Regions from separate parts of the Homo sapiens genome. Here all the other regions are linked to region 2. The links are chromatin loops, found by intact Hi-C in ENCODE. Cell type or tissue: Calu3. All regions are shown on one strand. Region 1 has its middle 44 kb from the start of FGF2. Region 2 overlaps FGF2 (fibroblast growth factor 2). Region 3 overlaps FGF2 (fibroblast growth factor 2).

Evidence for each region. A loop is a pair of places that touch in the nucleus more often than their neighbours do. Peaks named below come from ENCODE experiments on the same cell type or tissue, not always from the same donor. Only the 100,000 strongest peaks of a DNase experiment are listed, where the experiment ranks them.
Region 1: a loop joins it to region 2, with 2.0 times the contacts of the local background. A loop is called at or near these places in 2 of 110 quality-filtered maps.
Region 3: it touches region 2 in a loop (2.1-fold over the local background); 15 of 110 quality-filtered maps call a loop at or near these places.

The regions. Positions count from the first base shown.
Region 1 is chr4:122,779,272-122,787,271 of GRCh38, reverse strand. No RefSeq gene overlaps it. Among named protein-coding and RNA genes, the nearest start is that of FGF2, 44 kb to the left of the region's middle. RefSeq lists enhancers at 1-718, 816-875, 1-1,188, 1,961-2,956. In Calu3, no CTCF peak of the experiment used is centred here; DNase peaks (open chromatin) are centred at 781 and 3,701.
Region 2 is chr4:122,894,848-122,902,847 of GRCh38, reverse strand. FGF2 (fibroblast growth factor 2) reads right to left here. Exons shown (of 3, transcript NM_001361665.2): 3 at 4,612-8,000. NUDT6 (nudix hydrolase 6) reads left to right here. Exons shown (of 5, transcript NM_007083.5): 4 at 5,170-5,224. Among named protein-coding and RNA genes, the nearest start is that of NUDT6, 24 kb to the left of the region's middle. In Calu3, no CTCF peak of the experiment used is centred here; a DNase peak (open chromatin) is centred at 4,217.
Region 3 is chr4:122,830,169-122,838,168 of GRCh38, reverse strand. All of the region lies in intron 1 of FGF2 (fibroblast growth factor 2), which reads right to left. Among named protein-coding and RNA genes, the nearest start is that of FGF2, 7.3 kb to the right of the region's middle. In Calu3, no CTCF peak of the experiment used is centred here; no DNase peak of the experiment used is centred here.

The DNA.
Region 1 (8,000 bases), 120 kb after region 2:
ATAAGTGAGAAAATAAGATGTTTGGTTTTCCATTCCTGAGTTACTTCACTTAGAATAATGGTCTCCAACTCTATCCAGGTCACTGCAAATGCCATTATTTAGTTCCTTTTTATGGTTGAGTAGTATTCCATGGTATATATATATACCACATTTTCTTTATCCACTCATTGATTGATGGGCATTTTGACTAGCTCCATATTTTTGCAATTATGAATTGTGCTGCTATAAACATGCATGTGAAAATATCTTTTTCATATAATGACTTCTTTTCCACTGGGTAGATACCCAGGAGTGGGATTGCTGGATCAAATGGTGGTTCTACTTTTCGTTCTTTAAGGAATCTTCACATTGTTTTCCATAGTGGTTGTACTAGTTTATATTCCCACCAGCAGTGTAAAAGTGTTCCCTTTTCACCATATCCACACTGTTATAAGTAAAGTTTTGGTGCCGCAAAAGAAATAGCACCCGAATATAAAATTTTCTTTTTAATTCTCAGCAAGGCAACTTACTTCTATAGAAGGATGCGGCCTTAACAGATGGAGCAATGGTGAGCGCACATGTGGACGAGGGAGGGAAAGGGGTTCTTATTCCTGACGCACGTGGCCCCTGATGCTGTGTCATTCCCCTATTGGCTAGGGTTAGACCGCACAGGCTAAACTAATTCCGATTGGCTAATTTAAAGACAGTAACAGGGTGGTGGTTTGATGGGAGAAAATGGTTATGAGGGGTGGAGAATGAGTAAGGGGAAGCAGGTAGCAGGTAATTGGAATGAGTCAGAGTGGAGCAGGTAATTGGAATGAGTCAGGGTGGAGCAGGTGATTGAAATGAGTCAGGGTGGAGCAGGTGATTGAAATGAGTCAGGGTGGAGCAAGTAATTGAAAAAAGTCCCTTTATAAGGAAGTTAAGTTTAAAAGTAGAAGGCAAAGAATTGAACATACTGACATATTGATTCTTTGAGAAGAAATTTAGAACTCATATCTAACATGCCAATCTCCTTTTTTTTTAAATTTCATTTTTACTATGGCGTTTCTTGCAGGAGTAAGGTGATATTGCATTGTGGTTTTGATTTACATTTCCCTGATCATTAGTGATGTTGAGCATATTTTTATATGTTTGTTGGCCATTTGCATATCTTCTTTTGAGAATTGTCTATTCATGTCCTTAGCACATGTTTTGATGGGGTTATTTTTTTTTTCTTGCTGATTTGCTTGAGTTTCTTGTAGGTTCTGGATATTATTCCTTTGTTGATGCAGTTTGTGAAGATTTTTCTCTCACTCTGTAGGTTGTCTATTTACTCTGATCATTATTTATTTTGTTGTGCAGGAGCTTTTTAGTTTAATTAAGCCCTATCTGTTTATCTTTATTGTTGTTGCATTTGCTTTTGGGTTCTTGGTCATGAAGTCTTCGCCTAAGCCAATGTCTAGAAGGGTTTTTCTGATGTTTTCTTCTAGAATTTCTGTGGTTTCAGGTCTTAAACTTAAGTCTTTGATCCATCTTGAGTTGATTTTTGTATAAGGTGAGAGATGAGGATTCCAGTTTCATTCTTCTACCTGTGGCTTGCCAATTATTCCAACACCATTTGTTGAATAGGGTGAACTTCCCCACTTTATGTTTCTGTTTGCTTTGTTGAAGATCAGTTGGCTTAAATATTTGGCTTTATTTCTGGGTTCTCTATTCTGTTCCATGGGTCTATGTGCCTATTTTTATACTAGGACCATGCTGTTTTGGTGACTATAGCCTTATAATATAGCTTGAAATTGGGGAATGTGATGCCTCCAGATTTGTTCTTTTTGCCTAGTCTTGCTGTAGCTATGCGGACACTTCTTTGGTTCCATGTGTATTTTAAGATTGCTTTTTCTTGTTCTGTGAAGAATGATGGTGGTATTTTGATGGAGACTGCAATTTGTAGATTGCATTTGGCAGTATGGTCATCGTCACAATATTGATTCTACTTACCCATGAGCATGGGATGTGTTTCCATTTGTTTGTGTGGTCTATGAGTTCTTTCAGTAGTGCTTTGTAGTTTTCCTTGTATAGGTCTTTCACTTCCTTTCACCTTCCTTGGTGTTTTTTTTGTGGTTTTGTTTTGTTTTGTTTTTTTCAGCTATTGTAAAAGGTTGAGTTCTTTTTTTAGTTTGTTGTTGTTGTTGTTTTAAGATGAGTTTCACTCTTGTTGCCTAGGCTGGAGTGCAATGGCGTGATCTCGGCTCACTGCAACCTCCGCCTCCTGGGTTCAAGTGATGCTCGTGACTCAGCCTCCCAAGTAGCTGGGATTACAGTTGCCCACCACAATGCCCAGGTAATTTTTTGTATTTTTAGTAGAGATGGGGTTTCACCATGTTGGCCAGGCTGGTCTCGAACTCCTAACCTCAAGTGTTCCACCGCCTCGGCCTCCCAAAGTGCTGCAATTACAGGCGTGAGCCACTGCACCTGGCTGAGGTTGAGTTCTTGATTTCTCAGCTTGACTGCTATTGGTGTATAGCAATGCTACTGATTTGTATACATTGATTTTGTATCCTGAAACTTTAATAAATTCATTTATCAGTTCTAGCAGGGGTCCCACTTTTGATGACATCTGTTAAAAGAGAAAACTTTAAACAAAAAGAAAAAAAATGTAGACAAATCAAATTTAACAGAGTTTAATTCAACAAAGAACAATTTGTGAATTTGGCAGCCCCCCACATCAGAATATGTTCAGAGAGACTCCAGTGTTGCCATGTGATTGGAGAGTATTTACAGACAGAAAAAATGTGACCTACAGAAAAACAACTGGATTGGTTACATCTTGGCATTTGCCTTACTTAAAATCGGTTTGAACAGTTGGCTGCCTTTGATTTGCAGAAACTTGGTAATGGTACAAGAATAGGTTGCAGTCTCTTTACACATCCAGTTAGGTTACAGTTCATCACTTGCAGAGAAACCTTTAGGGTGAATTTAAAATATGAAAGGAGGCACCTTTAGGCTAAACTTAATTTAACATGGCATTTAAGAAATTACTTCAGCTGATTTCTAGGAGCAGGAATTTAAAGGGCTAGGTGTGGAGGAGGAAGGAGGAAATTCACCAAGTGAAGCCAGATTCTGAGTTCATATCTCTGGTTGGCTCTAAAAAGATTTTAAACTCTTCTTTTTAGCTGATCATCACACTGGCTTCAGTTGCTGAAGGGAGGTCCCATTCACAGAGTTCTCACAGCCTTCATGGTTCTCAGAGAGGTCCAGGATGAAGTGCACAGGGCTTTTTTGCATGGTCAGGCTTGCACAGTGGCCAGATTGGTTTGGTAACATGTTTACTTTAATTGTAGGTAGCAGTGCTCATGTTTATCTTCTTCTCCAGACTGAAGCTTGTGAAGATCGCTCCAATGTCTCACACAATTTTAAATGCCCCCAGCAAAGCTTAGCACGGGGCTCTATTCACAGTGAACTGCATAATTGCTGTTTCTTTTTTGCATGAGACAGATTCAATTAACAGCACTGTCACATAGCTCCAGAAGGTTGCTGTGAAGTTGGGCCCGTTTGCTAGGATAGAGGAAGGCTCATTTTACTTTTCTCATTAGCTTATTAACTCCAAAGAAATTATCAGAATTTTACACTGCCTAAACCACAGAGGCTGGCCTGAGGAGGAAGTTTCAATGGGGTGAAAAGGAGATGATAGCAGCAAGACCTGGCAGGCACACAGCAAGGCGAGGGCCCTGGGTACTGAGGGGAAAGCACGGGCAGCACTAGCTGCCTCTGTGTCACTAGTTTGGCATCCTTGGCTCTGGATCCCTGGTGGAGCTAGAGTCATTAGGATGACAATAGCTCCTATTAGTGTGGACAGGAATTTTAGGAATTTTGGCAATGGCAACAGTGAGGAATGCGCATTTGACTTTTTATGAAACCTCTATACAGAAGAACTGACCAATACAGAGTGTAAACTGGCCAGCAAGCTCTAGCACAGTGCTTTGATAAACATTTTAGTCCTTTGAGTTACAAATTTTTCTAAGGTGTGTTACATATTTTCTGCCCTTTTCTTTTCTCCTTTCCTTTCCCTTTCCCTTTCCCTTTCCTTTTTGAAACGGAGTCTCACCCTGTCACCCAGGCTGGAGTGCAATGGCGTGATCTCGGCTCACTGCAACCTCTGCTTCCCGGGTTCAAATGGTTCTCCTGCCTCAGCCTCCTGAGTAGCTGGGATTACAGGCGCCCGCCACCACGCCTGGCTAATTTTTGTATTTTTGTATGTATGTATGTATGTATGTATGTATGTATGTGTGTATTTTGAGACAGAGTTTCGCTCTTGTTGGCCGGGCTGGAGTGCAATGGCACGATCTCTGCTCACCGCAACCTCTGCCTCCTGGGTTCAAGCGATTCTCCTGCCTCAGCCTCCCAAGTAGCTGGGATTACAGGCATGTGCCACCATGCCTGGCTAATTTTTGTATTTTTAGTAGAGACAGGGTTTCTTCATGTTGGTCAGGCTGGTCTCAAACTCCCAACCTCAGGTGAGCTGCCTGTCTCAGCCTCCCAAAGTGCTGGGATTACAGGTGTGAGCCACCACGCCTGGCCCAGACTTTGGCTTTTCATTTTTACATGTTTAATACACAAACTGTGTGCTTGCTGTAGTACCTCTTCTAAGCGGAACCCCCTAGGAATGAGACACAAACCACAGACCATACTCCCTGTGTCTGTAGGCATCTGACAATTTGTTCTTGTTTTCTTTACCTTCTTTTATACATACCCTGTTTCTCAAAAGAGGTTTTTGTTTGCAAACACTAAGAAAATAAATAATTTATCATGGCCACTGATTTCTTTCCAGTAAAATGGTATTTGTAACAACTCAAATTGCCCTGAAGTATAAATTGAGATTTCTATGGAATGCATGCCATTTTATGGAATTTTACTTCCATGGCAGTTTTAATGACAGCAACAAGAACAACAAAAGAAACTCATAATCATTAAAACTGAGGAGAAAAACTACTTTTTAGAAAATGGCATCTTTAGATTCTGTTTTCTGATCTTTTTTAGCACATCAGCCTCGATTGAGGGTAAAAATTTGCAATGTTGAGTACTTTTGTTAGTTTTACTGAAAGCCAAAACCAAAAATGTTCGTTTTCAACCTAACTGAACTTCAACATAGCAGTTTATAATTCCGACATAGCAGTTTTGGTTATTAAGAAAATAGTAATGGAATAAAAGAGAAAAATGAAAACAAAAGGAAAAAATCCGCATATTACAATGTGGCTTTGGTAATACTATTTGTCATATATTTGTATGATTCTTCGTATGTTTAAAAGTGCTTGCATATACAGTGTCTTTTTGATCTTTACAACAACCCTATCTACCGGAGAGTTTCAAACATGGAACCCAGAAGAAATAACTTGTTTAATTTTGTAACAGGGCAAGAAAAAATCTAGCTGGGAAAGGGATATCTAATGAAATGTTCATTTAGTGACAGTATTTGTTGTTGTTCTGTTTTGTTTTGTTGACTTGGGAAAGGATGTACTACAAACCTTAAGCTGGACTAGATCAGCTTGGCTAGGAACTTGTAATGGAAGGCTCATGATTAGCTCTAAAAGCGGGAACTGACATTGGTAAATGGTCCAATGATAGTCTCATGGAAATGCTGTTTGCTTTCCAACACTTAAAATTGCTTTTAAATCCCATGTTCCCCTAAACTGTTTATATTACAACTTCATCGAAGTCAAGAATCTTCTGAGCTTGGACAGTGTCCTTCTTTTTCTCTTTTTTAACTTCACTTTTCTTTTTCTTCTAAGTGTGTTAAGAAACTTCTTGCCATATTTGCTATAGATGAGAAGGAAAATACATTTTTCTCCTTTTTTTTTTCCTGATAATGGATCTGAATACCAGTTTTTTTTTTTTGTTCTTTCTGTGTAGATATTATTGTCTTAATCATAACAAGATACTATTACATAGTAATTATTAGGGAAGGTACAAAATATTAATTTGTGGTTTTGAGAAAAAAAGACCAAAACACAGAAGTTTCAGGATTGTCACTACTATTTTAAATCAGAAAACCCCTCTGGCTCCGCATATCAGAAACACTGTGAAGAGGGAGCAGCCAGCACCTGTTTGAAATTAGAAGGATGGAAAATGATGACAGTTTATTCTTTGTGATTTTCTTACATGTTTATTTTCAAAAAATCCCAGAAAAACAGAACAGAGAATTGAACTTATAAGGAAAGAGAAGCTGAATACAGGCATACCTAGTTTTATTGTGCTCTGCATTATTGTAATTTACAGGTATTGTGTTTTTTACAAGTTGAAGATCTGTAGCAACCCTGCAGTGAGGAAGTCTATTGGTGCCATTTGCCCAACAGCATGAGCTCACTTCATGTCTCTGTGTCACATTTTGGTAATTCTCATAATATTTTAAAGTTTTTTATTATTATTATTTCTGTTATGGTGATCTGTGATCGATGATCTTTGATGTTATTATCGTAACTGTTTTGGGGACACCATGAACCATGTCCATATAAGATGGTGAACTTAATTGATAGATGTGTGTGTTCCGATGGCTCTACCAACCAATCATTCCCCCATATCTTTACTTTCCTTGGGCCTCTCTATCCCTTGAGACACAACAATATTGAAGTTAGGCCAATTAGTAACCCTCGAATGGCCTCTCAGTGCTTAAGTGAAAGGAAGAGTTTCATGTCTCTCATTTTAAATAAAAAGCTAGATATAATTCAGCCTAAAGAGAGAGGCATGTCAAAAGCCAAGATAGCCCAAAAGCTAGGCCTCTTGTGATAAGCAGTTAGCCAAGCTGTGAATGCAAAAAAAAAAAGAATTCTTGAAGGAAATGAAAGGTGCTACTCCAGTGAACACAAGAATGATAAGAAAGCAAAACAGCCTTGTTGCTGATGTAGAGAAAGTTTGAGTAGCCTGGAGAGATCAAACATTCCCTTAGGCCAAGCCTAACCAAGAGCAACACCCTAACTCTCTTCACTGCTATGAAGGCTGAATGAGGTGAGGAAGCCGCAGAAAAATAATTGGAAGCTAGCAGAGCTTGGCTCATGAGGTTTAACAAAACAAGCAGCCTGTATACAATAAACGTGCAAGGTGAGGCAGCAAGTGCTGATATAGAAGCTGCAGCAAGTTATCCAGATCTAGCTAAGATAATTGATGAAGGTGGCTACACTAAAGAAAAGATGTTTATTTAGATAAAACAGCCTTCTCTTGGAAGAAGATGCCATCCAGGATTTTCATAGCTAAAGAGGAGAAGTCAATACCTGACTTCGAAGCTTCAAAGGACAGGCTGACTCTCTTGTTAGGGATTAATGCAGCTGGTGAATTTAAGTGAAAGCCAAAGCTCATTTACTATTCTGAAAATCCTAGGGCCCTAAGAATTATGCTAAATTTACTCTGCTTGTGCTCTCTCATTGGAGCAATAAAGCTTGGATGAAGCACATCTATTTACAGCATAGTTTACTGAATATTTTAAGTCCACTTTTGAAACTATTGCTCAGAAAATAAGATTCATTTAAAAAATTACTGCTTAAGGCCAGGCGCGGTGGCTCAAGCCTGTAATCCCAGCACTTTGGGAGCCTGAGGCGGGCGGATCACAAGGTCAGAAGATCAAGACCATCCTGGCTAACATGGTGAAACCCCATCTCTACTAAAAATACAAAAAATTAGCCGGCGTGGTGGCGGGCGCCTGTAGTCCCAGCTGCTCGGGAGGCTGAGGCAGGAGAATGGCATGAACCTGGGAGACGGAGCTTGCAGTGAGCCGAGATCACGCCACTGCACTCTAGCCTGGGTGACAGAGCAAGACTCTGACTCAAAAAAAAAAAAAAAAAAAAAAGAATTACTACTTAACTTAATGAACCTGGTCACCCAAAAGCTCTGATGAATATATACAAGATTTATGCATTCATGTCTGTTAACACAACATCCATTCTGCAGGCCCATGGATCAATAAGTAATTTCAACTTTCAATTCTTATGATTTAAGAAGTACATTTCCTAAGGCTATAGCTGCCATAGATAGTGATTCCTCAGATGGAGGTGGGC
Region 2 (8,000 bases):
CACAAATTCAAACACATATCTAAATTGACATTCACATGTCCTTTCTCTTTCCCTACACACATATTCCAGTCCTTCATCCCTACCCCAATATTTTAGGTAATAAAGGACCTAACAGTGACTTAAACCCATAAACTGGGTGTTCAAGAGTTAAGGGTAGGGACCCATTAATTCATTCACTGAATATTACTGAGTTCTTATACATACTCTGCTGTATACACTGTTCTAAGCACTAGGTACACATCAGTGAACAAAGTAAAGTTTCTGCATAGGGAGCTTACATTCAAATGCATAAGATACAAATAATAAAACGAATGAATATTATATAAGGTGGAGATGTGTTATTAAGAAAAATACATGGTGCACTAAGCACTAGGTATACATCAGTGAACAGATGTATAGTTTCCACATATGGAGTTAAGCAAAGTTTCTACATATGGAGCTTACATTCAAATGTGTAAGATACAAATAATAAAATGAATAAATGTTATGTAAGGTGGAGATAAGTGTTATTAAGAAAAACACATGGTGCCAAGATAAAAAGAATGACTGGGTTTGCCATGTACATTATGTTCGGTATGCCCAATATACATTAACTTCTTTATGCTTGCCATATACATTAACTTCTGTATGCCCAACACCTAACAAGCAATAAATTTCTATTGAATGAATGAACAAACTTATGAGACACTCTGTGGTAGCTTCTGTCTCATTGGTAACAGTGATAATATTGTATCTAATGAGATTTATCTAAATACAGTAGGTCTGAATTATAAAAGGCGATAGGATTATTAAAGACTAGAACAATGAAAAATAAAAGATAACCAAATTTCTGGCATCTGACCAAGTTGGAGTAAAGACAGAACAAGAGGGTCACATATATATGAGAACCAAAGGGAAAAGGCTAGCAGGTCTGTGCCCTTGCTCTGAGTTCTGGAGATATGGCTGAAAGAAATTAGTAGTCTTTTAAGGGTTGTGTTTATACAAACTTCTGGTTAGGATTTCAGTAGCCATGCCTAGGGAAGGTCTTAAAATGAATCCTCTGCTTAGGAAAGCAGATGTCTGTGGAACGGGGAAAACAGAAAAAGAATCAGAAAATGAATCATTCCTTTCACCCATTCTAGAAACCCTCAAATAAACGAGTTTATCTTCAGGATAAGTTTTCAAAGAAATAGTGGTTTTAAACTTGAACATGCTTTAACAGAGAAAGTATCTTACATTCTGTTAATATCTCTAAAAAATGCATCAGAAAATTTACCCTTTCTTAGTAGCCAAAATGATTATTTCTTGGGCTAGCAATTTCTAACAGTGGGGAAGGAAGGATTGCAGAGTGATAAATGAGACCACCCTTACATCATCCACACTGTCTTCTGTTTTCCATTTACTGCTACACACACACAAAGAACATCAGACTTGTAATTGGCAAATGTATAGGAAAATTGTCATACCATTCACCATTCCAAAATATGATGGAACTAATCTAAATATGGTTTAAAATCACATATTTTTATAAGTTAAAAGGATACTATACCTTTTGTAGTATGTGAAAATCAGATATGCTTTAATATGGTTAAAATCACATATTTTTATAAGTTAAAAGGTTACTATACCTTTTGTAGTATGTGAAAATCAGATATGCTTAAAGGAACTAGACCTCACCAACTCAAAGCAGGGAGGGGTCATATATGTGAATGTTGAGTAGCACCCAACAAAGCAGCTAAGCACAAGAGCATTTTAGAATACTTGTTTCACAAGAGAGTGGAAAGTTCCTTTTTTGAGATTAGGAAAAAAAAGGATCATGGAATTTTACACTTGAGGCATAGAGATATCATCTTCTTTTATAGGAAGGGAGAACAAAGATGAAAACATAATCTCATAGGCTACATTTTCAAAACCAATCCTCAGTAATTTTTTTGCCATAAAACAATATACTGGAAAGAAAGAATAATAAAAGATCACTAGCTAAGAAATAAATTCCATGCCAATCAGAACATTCTAGATGGGGAAATCACAAGCAACAGATAGATACAAAGACATTTGGCACTAAACTGTAGTCCACATTCGTGAGCCCTGGAAAAGTGTAAGTCTAAGACACAGAATCTAATTGGATTTACATAGAATGTTCCAATTAGGTCCCAGGAAGAGATTAAAAGGTATATGAAAAAGCAGTGGACAGTCACTAAGGATTAGTGAGAAAATATCAAATCGACTTTTACAATTTCTTAAAAGATGGTTAGAACCAGCCTGCCTGGATTTTAACACTGAGTTTATCACATACTAGATGTGTGACCCCAGTCAAGTGTTTCATCACCTCTAAAGTGGGAACAAATTATAGCCTCTCATGGGAGTATTGTGAAGTTTAAATGTGCATAATTCTTATACAAATATTTAGCATAGCATAGGAGATTGGTCAGGGTGGTGGGAAAAATTGTAGAAAGATGCAAACCTTCTTGGAAGGCTGGAAGGTTTACAAAAGCTTCGGAAAAGGATTTCCGAAGGAAAAAAAGGAAGTTTAAATGTGCATAATTCTTATACAAATATTTAGCATAGTGTAGGAGATTGGTCAGGGTGGTGGCAAAAATTGTAGAAAGATGCAAACCTTCTTGGAAGGCTGGAAGGTTTACAAAAGCTTCGGAAAAGGATTTGGATGAAGGCAGCCAGATTCTCTTACCTGGTGCCTGAAAGCTTAGTTTAGGTAACATGGGGATGTAAAGAACCTGATCTAGGTAAGTTAACCGTTGGCGCACAGGACTAATCTCTCTGGGGCAGTGGTGGTGGGGGCCGGGGGGGGGGTGGCGGGGGTGCATGACCATGTTAATTACCCACAACTGTGTTGACTCAAGGCCTTTGTCATTAAATCTGTACTGAGTAAATGCCCGCAGCACTGGCTTGTCAGGGCCGTGGCTACTGCAACTCTTTCTATGAGTGGCCCAGTCCCCAGCCTGCTCTTTCATTGGATATCTGTGATCTGTGCCTGAGTGCATTTTTTCATCCGTCATTCAGTCAGAGACTGTGGGTCAGACCTGGCATAGCGTCTGGGGTCTCACTCTGTTGCCCAGGCTGGAGTGCGGTGGCACAATAACTCACTGCAGCCTTGAACTCCAAGGCTCAAGTGATCTTCCCATCTCAGTCTCCCAAAGTGCTGGGATTACAGATGTGAGGCACTGTGCCCAGCATTAGTATTTTAATGTTGTTGTTATATTGCCAAACACAGCTAATGGGAATTGTTTGATATAAAGAAAAAAAAGTGGGAAGACATGCTCATCTCACTACTGATCATATCTAGGACATTAACTAGATTTTTCACAAACCACATAGCTTAGGACTGTCTACTGCTTAAGACTATACTCAGGCTCAAACTTTTTTAGGGGAGAAGTAAGCATTTTAAAAACCTAAGTGGTGCCATAAAATGTCACAAAATACTTACCAGCATAAACATATACCTAATATTTCCATATAAAAGGTTTATGAAATAGTCAAAATCAAATTTGTGTGAGCTGTTTTCAATCCTTATGTCTAGCATTTTCCCCCTTCTAATAAGTTCATCTCCAGATTTAATTAACAATCTCTAATCATTTATGGTCAAAGATTTTTAAAGTTGACTTTTATTGTTTTTAGGAAACATTGGTCTGCTCCATTATAACTTTTCTTTTGTTAGAAACAGAACTTGCAGGCTGGTTATGGTAGCTCACACCTGTAACCCCAGCACTTTGGGAAGCCCAGGTGGGAGGATAGCCTGAACCTCAGGAGTTCAAGACCAGCCTGGGCAACACGGTGAAATCTCATCTCTAAAAAAAAAAAAAAAATTAGGTGTGGTGGTGCACACCTGTAGTCCCAACTATTCAGGAGGCTGAGGTGGGAGGATCACCTGAGCCCAGGCAGGTCAAGACTGCAGTGAGCTCTGATGGTGCCACTGCACTCCAGGCTGGCCAGCAGAATGAGACCCTGTCTCAAAAAGTAAATGGAATTTATGGTGGTAAAGTTCAACATCTTGTCAAGACAAAGACTGCATAGTTTCTGGAGAAATAAACCTTCTGGGAATATTTCCAAATGGAATCTAGAAGACAGTGCATTGATATAGAGGTATATTTACAGATATATTTCTACATTAATAAAGTAAAGCATAATATCCTTTATAAATTAATGTCAAGCCTAGCCCAGACACTGAAAGCCTGAATTCTGTACCCACATAATCAACAGTCTATGGAAACTCTGGGAACCATGCCACTGGTCTCCAACCTAGCATAGTTGAGAAATGACACATTCTTTTAAGAAGCATTCATCCAGGAAATGAGTGTGTCACAAAGCAAACCAGTAAAAGGACCATAACTTATTTTATGAATGAAGAATATAGGGTACTAGCCAAAGGTACAGCTCCCTTATGAGTATGTTATAATTTCTCATTCTTTTCTTTTATCACGTGATGGATAGATAGAACTCTAACAGGAAGAAAAGTAATCATGTCAGCCATAAGAATATTGTCCATGTCATCTCATAATTGTTTTTAATCCATTTTTCTATATTTATCCCTATTCCAAGATCAGATCTTTCCACCTGCCCCTCCCCAACAAAAAAAAAGAAAAAAGAATTCATAGACAAGAAGACACAAAGAAATGGGAGACAAGAAAACACAAACTAATCAATTTTATTCATACTACTCATGAAAAGCAATTACATTTTTACATAAAATCATTAACACATACAATAGAAATAATAAGAGTAATACATCTGATTAGAAATACAATATAGGAAATAGATTTTAAAATAGCATATTTTAGTGATGAAATTTATATTTTCTACTTATTTATAGCAGCATCTGTAAGATTCTTCTATCTGTTCATAGTTAACTAGCAGCAAAATATTTTAAATTACAGAAATTCAGTAGATGTTTCCCTCCAATGTTTCATTCATACAGAATGTATCACGTTAACCAAACAAAACCACTTATATTTCCTGAAGAGAAAAGGTGGGAAAAGATTTCATCAGTTACCAGCTCCCCCAAAAAAAGAAGAAACGAGGGAGAAAGGATGGAAGCTAGAAAAATTTTGCATGCAATTACTAAAAAATATATTCTCAACCACTTTGACCAATTATAGGTGGATTTTGTGAAATCTACATATGTGTGTGTTAGTGAAAGTTATGTTAACTTTATTTTCTGACTTTATACTGCAGTTGAAAAATATGTGGAAGTTTCCAGGAGGCCTGTCAGAGCCTGAAGAAGATATTGGTGTGTATCTTTTATATTTTTAATTGGCTTAAAAATGTTGAGGAAATTAATGTGTTTACTTTCTTGCTTTATAGCTAAGAATAAAAATTTAAATTTTCCAATTTGTTCCGACTGAGTCTGAACATTTCAGAAATTACCTCAGAGCTGATATAATTAGCAGCATAATTTCTAATATTACAGTTTATTCCATTAGTAGAAATAATATCATTAGGAACATACCACCTATTCTTCTGTTTATGACTGCTTCTGGATTAATCTGTCTGAAAATGAGAAGCTTTGGATATACATCAGTAAAGTTTAGCATTAAAGGTTATTTTGGATACGACTAATATTGTTGTTGGAATTAAACTATGAGAAAACAAATTCCTGACCATTCCATCACAGAGGATGAATAGTAGCCTTTAAATGAACTTTGAAATAAATATAATAAAGTCAGTTATAAAGCAGTGATTATATAATTCTTCACTTTATGAAAATTGTATCTACTATTTATTTTTAATAGTCAGGTAGTCAAAACATAGTAAAATGTCATATAAGAAAGTCTCAACTGAGAAATAATCCCCTAACACAACTTACTGAGCTCAGTATTTAAGACAAGGAAATATAAAATAAGCTAAGAATTATTTATGTCACTGATTTACAGGAAATCGAAAAATAGAAACCAAATTTTCCTACCTATTCCTTAAACTATTGGATCAAATTCAATGTGTATCATGACAAATCAATGTATTTGTTTGATACCAATATTATTTCTCCATGACCTTTTCCTTAATATGCATGTCCCCTATTCTATTTAGCCAACAATGATATTAAGGCAATTTTCTAAATTGTCTTTAAATATTTTATTTAAAAATGTCCATGTACTTAAAGCTTGATTTTTAAAACTTTTACACAAATCAAAATACCATACATACATTATATAGCCAACTCGTAACAATCCATCAGAAAATGGATTGCATTAAGATATATCTCTAGCCAATCTTGGTTTCAGGTACTTATTGACCTTTTGCTTAGTTTATGCTTATTCTTCTGTTGATATAAAAGATGATTTTGTAGTGGTGTGAATGCTGAAAGAGAAGGCCATTTGTTCTACAGCCTAATTCTCTCACACTATCCACTGGTGCCACGTGAGAGCAGAGCATGTGAGCTAATTAAGCTTATGTTTTGCAGCCTTACCCAATCTATATTGGGCAAAAAGCAGTCTGCAGGTTTGCAAGGCTTCCTCTCTCCTGCATCTTGCCTTTTCAAATAAATTGATTTTTTTCATGTGAACTCTTATGGGTCCTCTGAATTTCAGCTGTACTTACTTGTAGATGTAATTGAAGAAAAACACATTTCCAAGCCAAATATATATAATTTCAGGCCTAAGTATACTCCAGAATCCTTCTTAAAGTCCAGATGATTAAAAATTCACTACCTTTTTTTCTTTAAAAAAAAAAAAAGTGCTTGTGGTTGTCACAACAACTCACCTACCCAGAGATCATATATGCCTCAGTCATGTGGAATTAAGAAGAAAAAAACTGCCGTTGGCATTAGCCATACTTCCTAAGCTTAGTGTAAATTAAAGCTTTGCCTGAAAATTCATAAAACCCTGAAAGCAGCTAGAAATGAAAACTGACAGTAGAGGTCTGAAAGACTATGTCTATATGAAGGCATTTCTAACTCAACATAAAACAAAAGATATTCTTAATGATGAAGCTGAATCATCTAAGAATTACTGAAATTATTTAAACTCTGTATTTAGGAAAACATGCAATGTACTTTAGGAATACTGCCATCACAAACAGTTAAACATTTATATTGGCTCAAACAGTAAACCCTAGTTAACTGGGAAACACATTTGTTTGAACTCCTTCATTCTTTCATAATACTAGGTAAATGAAGAATTGTTATCCATAGTGTTTTTTAAATATCAAGAGGGTCATATAGAAAATAGAATGCAATCCTCAAGGCTTTTGTATAAAATAATACCCTAAGAGTATAAAGGTATCCACAAGATTAAAATTGACAAACTGCCTTCTTAAAAAATCGTATTACCACTGGCAGGAAGAGTATCTGCTGCATTAGCCAGAGAACTATAAAGCAGCTGAGCCTTATCAGAGATCATCAGTGCACTAGAGTCAGAGGGAAACACCAGGAAAACCCACATTCTGCAGATTATTTCCCATTATATTTTATTTCAATCTAATTCTATTATTAAATATAACAAAATAGAAATAACAAATATAAACTCCATTTCATTATTGTCCTGTAACTAAACAAAACAATACAACATATTTAAACATATCTCTTCATCAGCAAAAATAAAAACAAAACCTCTTAGTTTTTCCTATGTTCTTCAAACCTATAAAACAGCAAATGTTATTTCAGTTTGGCTTACAGTATATTAAAATAATAAAAAATACAACAGAATAAAGCACACTATCTTGATTAAAAATTTCAATTCATCTTGAAATCCTTGGGGAAGAAATATCCATCTTGAGGTGGAAGGGTCTCCCGCATACTCTGGAGACAAAAGCACTTATTTGCCCATTCAATTTTCAGTCAGTTAGTGATTCAAGTTAAACTGATCAAAACTACTCAGGCAGTGCTGATTTTCAGTCAGCTGCTATGGTGACTGCTGAGCAGGGCAGATTTGCTCACTACCCCCATCCAGTGCTTCCACGACATAGAAACAGCATAGATCATGAGCTACATGCCGAACTTTTGATTAGTGGTACTAAGAGCTAAATAGGATCCCCATAATTTATTTTCAAACATAAAGAATAAAAATGGA
Region 3 (8,000 bases), 65 kb after region 2:
TCTATGTCTCACTTTTCTCATCCTTTAACAGCTGAGGGTGTCTCTGTAATTCGTTATTTTTCAATCCAACACCTTCTGTCTATGTCTTTATACATTAGTACACTCAATTAAAACAGTTAACAAAATTATCTTCCCAATCTCACTTCAATTATACTCCCATTACTGAGTTCAGAGTAATGTAGATATATATAAATATGTAAGGAGAACTAACACTTAGAAACACATTCAAAATAGAATATTTCTCTTTTCACTTAGCTTTTTTTAAATAAATGCCTTACCCCAAAGAAGATAAGGAAATAATGTTAATAAGTCTTACATTTAAAGGTAAAATATGACTCGGAGAAAAGCTTAGATGAAAAGTTAACAGAAGAGGACCCACAATGCAAAATGCAAGATGATACCATCCCAGAATCAGAATTTCCAAAATCAAAGGGACCTTTTTCTCTTGAGTCCCCATCCAATTCAAGTAGTCATCCAGCCAGTGAGTAAATGACACCTCTCCCCAACACACAAACACACACACCCCATCTCCAAATGAGCCAACACTAGAAATAGCTATAAGACGAAAGGTCAAATGACACTTGGTAGAATAAAAAAAAAATCTAGGCAAGAAAAGTAACATAATTAATAGAAAAAGTAAGAATACATGAAGACATGCAGCAAGTATTGGATTAAAAGATATATAGCAGGCAGTAGAAAGATTATTTGCATTTCTAATTCAAAAGCAAAGTGTTTATCAAGTGATATGTTTCCAAAAGTAATTTTTTAAATGGAAGCATTATTTGACCGTTTTAATCTCTTCCATTTCCTATTGATGTAAGGCCACCTAAAAACTTATGAATTGTTTTCTATTTACAAAATGATTCAGCTTAGAAAGGAGTAGAATGAGACTGGTCATTCAGTAATTTCTCCCACCCACCCTTGCAGACATCACATCACAAAGACTGTGACTCACTTTGTCATACAATTTCTATCCTCTTAAGAGTTTTTCAGATTGTTGTGATGAATACTGGGTCATAAATCTGAATAAATTTTCAGATGAAACTATCCATGCCATTTCATCACAGCCCAAAATATTAACAATGGTACCAGACAGTCCCCAATACTAACTTTTACAATGATTCACTGGTTTTAGACCTGAGTAAGAGAGAGACACACTGACGTAAGGATTGAAGTGTCTGAATCAGGTATGAATTCCCAGGTCTGCGTTCCTTAATTAGAGTACTATAACCAGTTCTAGAACTGAGCATTAATGTTGGCTAGAAATATTAATATGTTACTTAACAGCTGAAAAGTTTCCAAAATAAAAAGTGATCCAACAAATGACTACGCTTTGCCTTTATTGCTTCCCTTGAATAATGTTAAAGGTGTTTGCAGAAAAGAACTACAGTGCTGTTGCATTCAATTTACCATTTTATATGCCTCATACTATAGTATTTATACTTATTTGAAGTTGTTGCCCATTCAACAAATATAGAGTGAACCTTTTCATGGGACTCAGACTGGTCACTCATTCAGCAATGAAGCCAAAAGGACCCTGGGATGAGTAAATTCAGCCTCAGACCCTCAGAATAGGAAAGAGTAAAGAACTACTGGGTAATGTGGTCTGGATTTTTTAAAAATAAAAATTTCTTGCCAGCTAGGAATTTCCAGTAAAACTGGGGGACATAAAATTAAAATACAACAAGCTATTAGAGAGAATTTTTAGATAGCACACAGAAAAGGAAAGATGGATACAGGATGATGTGAAAGAAATAAGGCCCAAAGCATGACTGGAAATGGGATAAGGTACGAGGACAGACAGGACATTTCAGCTTAAGGAAAACTGCCTGGTTAAAGGCTAAGATGACAAGGAAGACAGGAGACGTGAAGGGAAGGTCAGAAAGGAAGTTAAGAGACTTGGCTAATTTATTGAGTACATCTTCAATTTAACAAACATTCTTTGAGTGGCCACTGTGTGTGAGGATAGATGCAGCAAATGGGATCCAGTGCTTGCCTACAAAGAGTTCACAGTCCCAGTGCAGAAGCCAGACACATAAACCACTAACTATTACAGAAAGCATGAAGTTCTGTGTTCAGACTATGTACCAAGTATATGGGAAAACAGTAAAAACCATTAATTCTCCCTGGGAAGGTAGAGGAAAGTTTCACAAAGAAGTCTGTTGGGCTGGATCTTAAAGGATTTTTCCAGAGAAAGGTGAGGATGGGAGGAGTTGTGAGAGAGAAATTGATAAGAAAAAGAAGGATTTTTCAAAAACAAGAGTCACATGAAGAAAGGCCAATCATTGTGACAGTAATCGTTATGACACATTAAAGAGACTATAATTAAAGCACAGAGTGCTACAGCTTCAGGAAGGTATGGATGGTAAACAGTAAGAAATAAGGTAGGTCATGTTTAAGAAGGAAAGCCAGGTAGGTCTGGTTAGTGCTTAAAATTGCAGGAGAGTAGAGGTCATTAAATCAAGAGGCAGGGCAAGGAAATCACTATGGCTGGGAAACATTTTAGAGAGATATATACGAAAGAAGTAGAGAAAGGCATCAAAGACAATTCCATGGTGTCTAGCTTTGGAGACAAGAATAATAATTCACTACAAGCAGAAATTCAGGAGGAAAGGGTGCTAGTTTGAGAAAATGGTGTTAAGTTCTGTTTTATGTATGTTAAGTTGAAGCTATGGCAGTGTGTCTGCCCTCCAAGCAGTGGGAAATTGAGATGGGGAATCAAGACAGAGACAGAGACAATACATGATCTTCTGAAGGAATACAAGTACACAGAAAGAAGAGTAGAAGGCTAAAAACAGAACCTTGGGGGAATACAAATGCAAAAAAAAAACAGAAGAAAGTGGAAAAAAAGACAGTTGGATGGGCAAAAGTATAACCGCCTGAGGAGTTCTTCCAGCCTGCTGCACAAGGAAAGACCACAGCATTGCAGTAAAGAAAGAGTTTAATAAACACAAGGCCGGCAAAGCCACATGGGAGATAGAGTTAGTACTCAAACCAATCTCATCCACAGCTCATGGGATAGGAGTTTTTCAACAGCAGTTTGGGGGAAAGGGTGAGGATTGCTATGCAATGGGTGCTTACTGATAATTCATTGGGCTGAAGATGAAATAATAGGGGGTCAAAGTTGTCCTCTTGAGTGGAACCATTCCTGGGTGGGGCCACAGGAGTGGTTTAGCAGGTCCAGCTGGAGCCATGGGTGTCAGACATGCAAAAAACCTGAAAAGATATCTCAAAAGGCCAATCTACAATAGTGGTGTTATCTGCACCACTATTGGTGCACTAGTGGCAATCTATTAATACGTCTACACCTTAGCACAACTCAGATTCCTGTCCTCCCCTGAAGCCTGAGGGCCTTTCATTAGCTTTATAAAGGCAGTTGAGTTTTGGGGAAGGCTTATTATCCTTTAAACTATCTCCCAAAGTTATCTGGGCCTAAGCCCAGAAATGATTAAGGCAGCTTGAAAGCTAAAGGCAAGAGGAGGGGAGTGGGCTAGGTCATATCTCTGGCAGTGTCATAATTTTCTCAGATATAACTTTTGCAAAGGCAGTTTCAAAAGGAGAACCAGGTTGATGTGATGTAATAGAAGCCAAGGAATTATCAAGAAGTCAGAGGCAGACAATACTGCCACATGTCAGAGTAGCATGAAAAATTGGAAAAGGCCACATGATTAAATTAGAAGACTACTGGTGCTCTCATAAGAATGATTTAAGTGGAATACTGAGGGCAGAATCTAGAATTTAAAAGAGTTCAAAAAAAGAAAAGGAGATGATGTAGAAGAACGTACTGATTCCAGGATATTATTCACAAAAGAAAATAAGAATGAAAAACAATGCACAGCATACCTGAGAAAGTTTTATATTGCATAGTGAGACAGGACAGCCAAGTATAAAGGGGTCCCTGGAGAACCTCCAAATGGCCTGCACACTGGGAGAATGGGGTGGAGCCACAGAAGTTCACGCCCTTTGCAGGGAGGAGACTGGTCTCTCCTGTTCGGGGTGGTAACTTGGGAATCAATCTGTGAGATGGGGGCCTGTTAATATGAACCCCTATTGCTTTGCTGTGTTGTTTTTCCTTTTTTCTTTCTGACCAATAAATTCCATAACCCCTCACCCTCCAAAGTGTCTGTGAGCCTAATCTTTCCTGGGCGTGTGACAAGAACCAGGATTTTCCTACAACAATAGTACATGATAAAAATCTTAAATACTTTTAAGGAAATCAGAATTCCCAATAAAAGTTCTAAACAATTTTTCCTGAAAAATGATTCATCTTTCTCTAGATTATTCTAAGAAAAACTAATAGCCAGTCTCCAAAATTCCGAAATGTTTCCCAAATATAACTTTGCTATATATAATTATCTTCATTTAAAGATTGACCAAGTATCTAAACACAGATGTCAAGACACCAAGAAAACTGTAAACTTTGACCAAGCTTTATACAGCATATGCCTCATGAGTAGTTATTTCACAGCAAGTTCCACAGAGAATGTTTTCCTCATCAGCTGACATTTAGTGAGCACTCTCTGAGTAAAAAGTACTGAGCTTTTTATGATGTTTATTTATATAAAGAAGTCATGGTTCCTACCTTAAGGTGCCAGCATCTTAAGGTGCCTAAATTATGAACAGAGAATAATCTGTTCACAGAATGCAGCCAGATCATTACTACTCTGTACAAATTTCTTTTAAAAAATACTTTTTTCTTGGCTAATTTGAGTTATCATTTAATTACAAGTTTTCATTATAAATTAATGTATAGCTTAATTATAAATTAAACCAGGATCATTCCTTTCAATTGTTCAATTATATCTGGAACATACACTTAATATTCACATAGCTTCTCTTCAATTTTTAAATCTCCAAAATACCTTGAAAATCTGTGAACTTTTCATTTCAGAATTCTATTGGATAATTCATCTTAGAGGTTAAATTGCAGAAGTCAATAGCTCTATAAAAATACAAATACACACATACACACACACACACACACACACATCCATTATACATTTCTGTAAATGAGTAAGTATCAAAGATACACCGGTCAAGTCAAAAGTCACCTTGTGCAGGAAGAGTGACAGAAGACAGCTGGATGAGACATAAACACTGAATATTGGCTGTCTGTTGCCTCCAGGCCCTTCCAATTTCTTCAAACTAAAAATATTCTGAAGGTGTTTAGAATGAGACTGGTCTGGCTTCTAAGAACCACAGTCTATGGCTCAAAGGGTGAGTTCCCCTGGAAGTTGCCACTTTTCTTTTCCTCCTCTCCTAAATTCCTGTGGCTATACATAACCTAGCTTAAAAGGCCTTGTTGGCGGTCATTATTAAAGGGAGAAAAGAGAAAGCAGGAGCTAACTGAACAGTGGATACAACAAGGAAACACTTAAAATCACAGTGCCATAAGTGCATTTTCTAATGATCCAGCTAAAACTCTACACTGATAATCATTATTCCAAATTATTATGCAAACAATCAAGCATTAACTATTTATTGAGCACTGACAATATACAAATTAAGTACTAGACCAGATCCTAATTTCAGAGCACAGAAAAGGACAAACTCAAAAATAAAACAGAACAAAATACATTTGTTTGGACAGAATATCCTGATGAGGTTAAGATTTGTGCCCCAGGCTGGGCACGGTGGCTCACGCCTGTAATCACAGCACTTTGGGAGGCTGAGGTGGACAGATAACCTGAGGTCTGGAGTTCGAGACCAGCCAGGAAAATTCATGGTGAAATCCCGTCTCTACTAAAAATGCAAAAATTAGCTGGGTGCGGTGGCAGGTGCTTGTAATCACAGCTGAAGCAGAAGAATTGCTTGAACCCAGGAAGGAGAGGTTGTAGTGAGCTGAGATTGTGCCACTGCACTCCAGCCTAGGTGACAGGGTAAGACTGTGTCTCAAAAAGAAAAAAAGAAAAAGATATGTGCCCCAAAGATACAGATTTGCCTTGCTCCGTTTCATGGTCATAGACTTTTATCCCATGCCAGCCTTCTTACAGACGTGTGCTACGGGACATAGGGGCCCAAGTAGGGTATCTGGAAAATCAACAAACACTAGAATTGGAAAAACAAGCAAAGACTACAGCACATGTGTAATTACCAGCTTGTACAGGCATCTCGTGGTTTTAAAATAGTAGTTCCAATAATGTGAGACCTTAAATTGTCTTTTCAACATCACTGATGATGAGTTCTCAGAATCAGTGTATAGATGAAGAAAGTCAATTTTATGCTTATGATATTTAAAGAACCGTTCTTGTTTTGTTCATTACATCTGTAACATTTTATTTTCTAATTAAACTTTAAAATTATGTCCTTCCACATAAAATGGCATCATAAATCAAAATGAGAATACTTAAAACCCAATTGTTACACCATTGTCAAAGTCTAATTACATAACGGTCATTTTATAAACAAATGAAACCCCTCAGGGCATGTCATGAGGGGATATTGCCTTTTCTAGGCTGAAGTCACTTGGCATCAAACTCATCTTAAAAGGCTCCTAAGGTGTGGTAATATCTATGACTCATGAATTGTCCTTTCATTGCTGTACTGATTACATGATTTCCAAGATTAAATGAGCTATTAGATTCTGACTTCATTTGTTTACTGCACCCAATATTTATTACAGTAAATATCACGTTCATTAAGTAAAATTATTGCTATCCACTTGCCAGATATTACCAAAGAGAGGTGGGGGGAGAGAATCTAGTACGTGTATTATTAAATCAATGGTTCTATTTACCCCAAAGGCAGTAGTGAAGAGATGGAAAGGTGGCTTTATCCAAAACCCCAGGAAATCAACCTGAGGCACCCGTAAACTAGTAAGAACTCTTCAAAGGGGCTAGCAGCTCACTACCCTGAAATGGAGGAAGCCTAACCAAAGTGGGGTCCAGCAGGGCACACTCTATGGTGGAATGAAGAGCGCACTGAGGCTGAGGGATGGCAGGAAGAGAAGGCAAGGGACCAGGTGGTAAGAAGCTCATTCAGGATAAAAAAAGAGGAAACCCACAAGTGAACTTGAGTAATTGGTGACTTTTCTGAGCTTCAGTATCCTCTTCTGTAAAAAGAGATGGGTAAACCAGAAGGTCTGAAGCCTCCCTTTGATTTCACAAGTCCATGTTTTTATGCTTGGGGTTGCATGGAACACATGCAGTAGCAAAGAGCCCAGGGGTCAGGCCCACCTACAAGCCACCCCTGCTCCACACTGGGGTGGGCAGGTCTGCCTTTCCAAGTCTCAGCGTCCTCTGGAGCCTGCAAGCAAAGAAGTGTGGCACACAGGCAGTCACCTCCTGGGAGAAGCCCAAGGGTAGATACAGTACTTCTAACTACTCTCATTTTTTTTTTTTTTTTTTTTTTTTGTAAATAAGAGCACCTGGAATAAATTGAATACTAAGTGTACATAAGCAGCATACATTTCACTTACTATACTCTACCACATGTTGTACGTGCTGCTTGGGATAAAGTGTTCTCTCTTCTGAATGTTTTTACACAGCTTGCTACTTTAGAGTACATACTTAATATTATCCATTCCCACCGCATTGAAAGAGGCCTGCCAAAAGTTAAGGATGCCAAAAGAAAGGCAGGAGTGCAGCGCACATGCTGGAGAAGGAGAAACTCTCTAACCACTTTTAACATCTTGTTTTTATCAAGACTCTCATGTCAAATGAAGATTATTCCAGGACTATGAGAAAAACGCCAGAAAATGGGCCCTTTTGAGTGCAAATTCAGGAGAATGCCCAGGTGTGAAGCACAGTTGACCTTCAGCAACACTGAAAAATTGGAAACATTTGTGTTGTGTCATCTTCTCCTACCTCTTCTTTTAGAAAATTTTCCTCTCTTTCCTACCTCACAGCTTCCCACTCTGCCTCCTCTTCCCCTGCACCTCTCCAGGACCCCATCATTTATATCACAGTCTTCAAAGCATCCCTCCCCAAACTCCAGTCCTTCTGGCCAGCTTTTGGGGAAGAAATTGCACTCACAATTTAATCCATACTAAATGTTAAAAT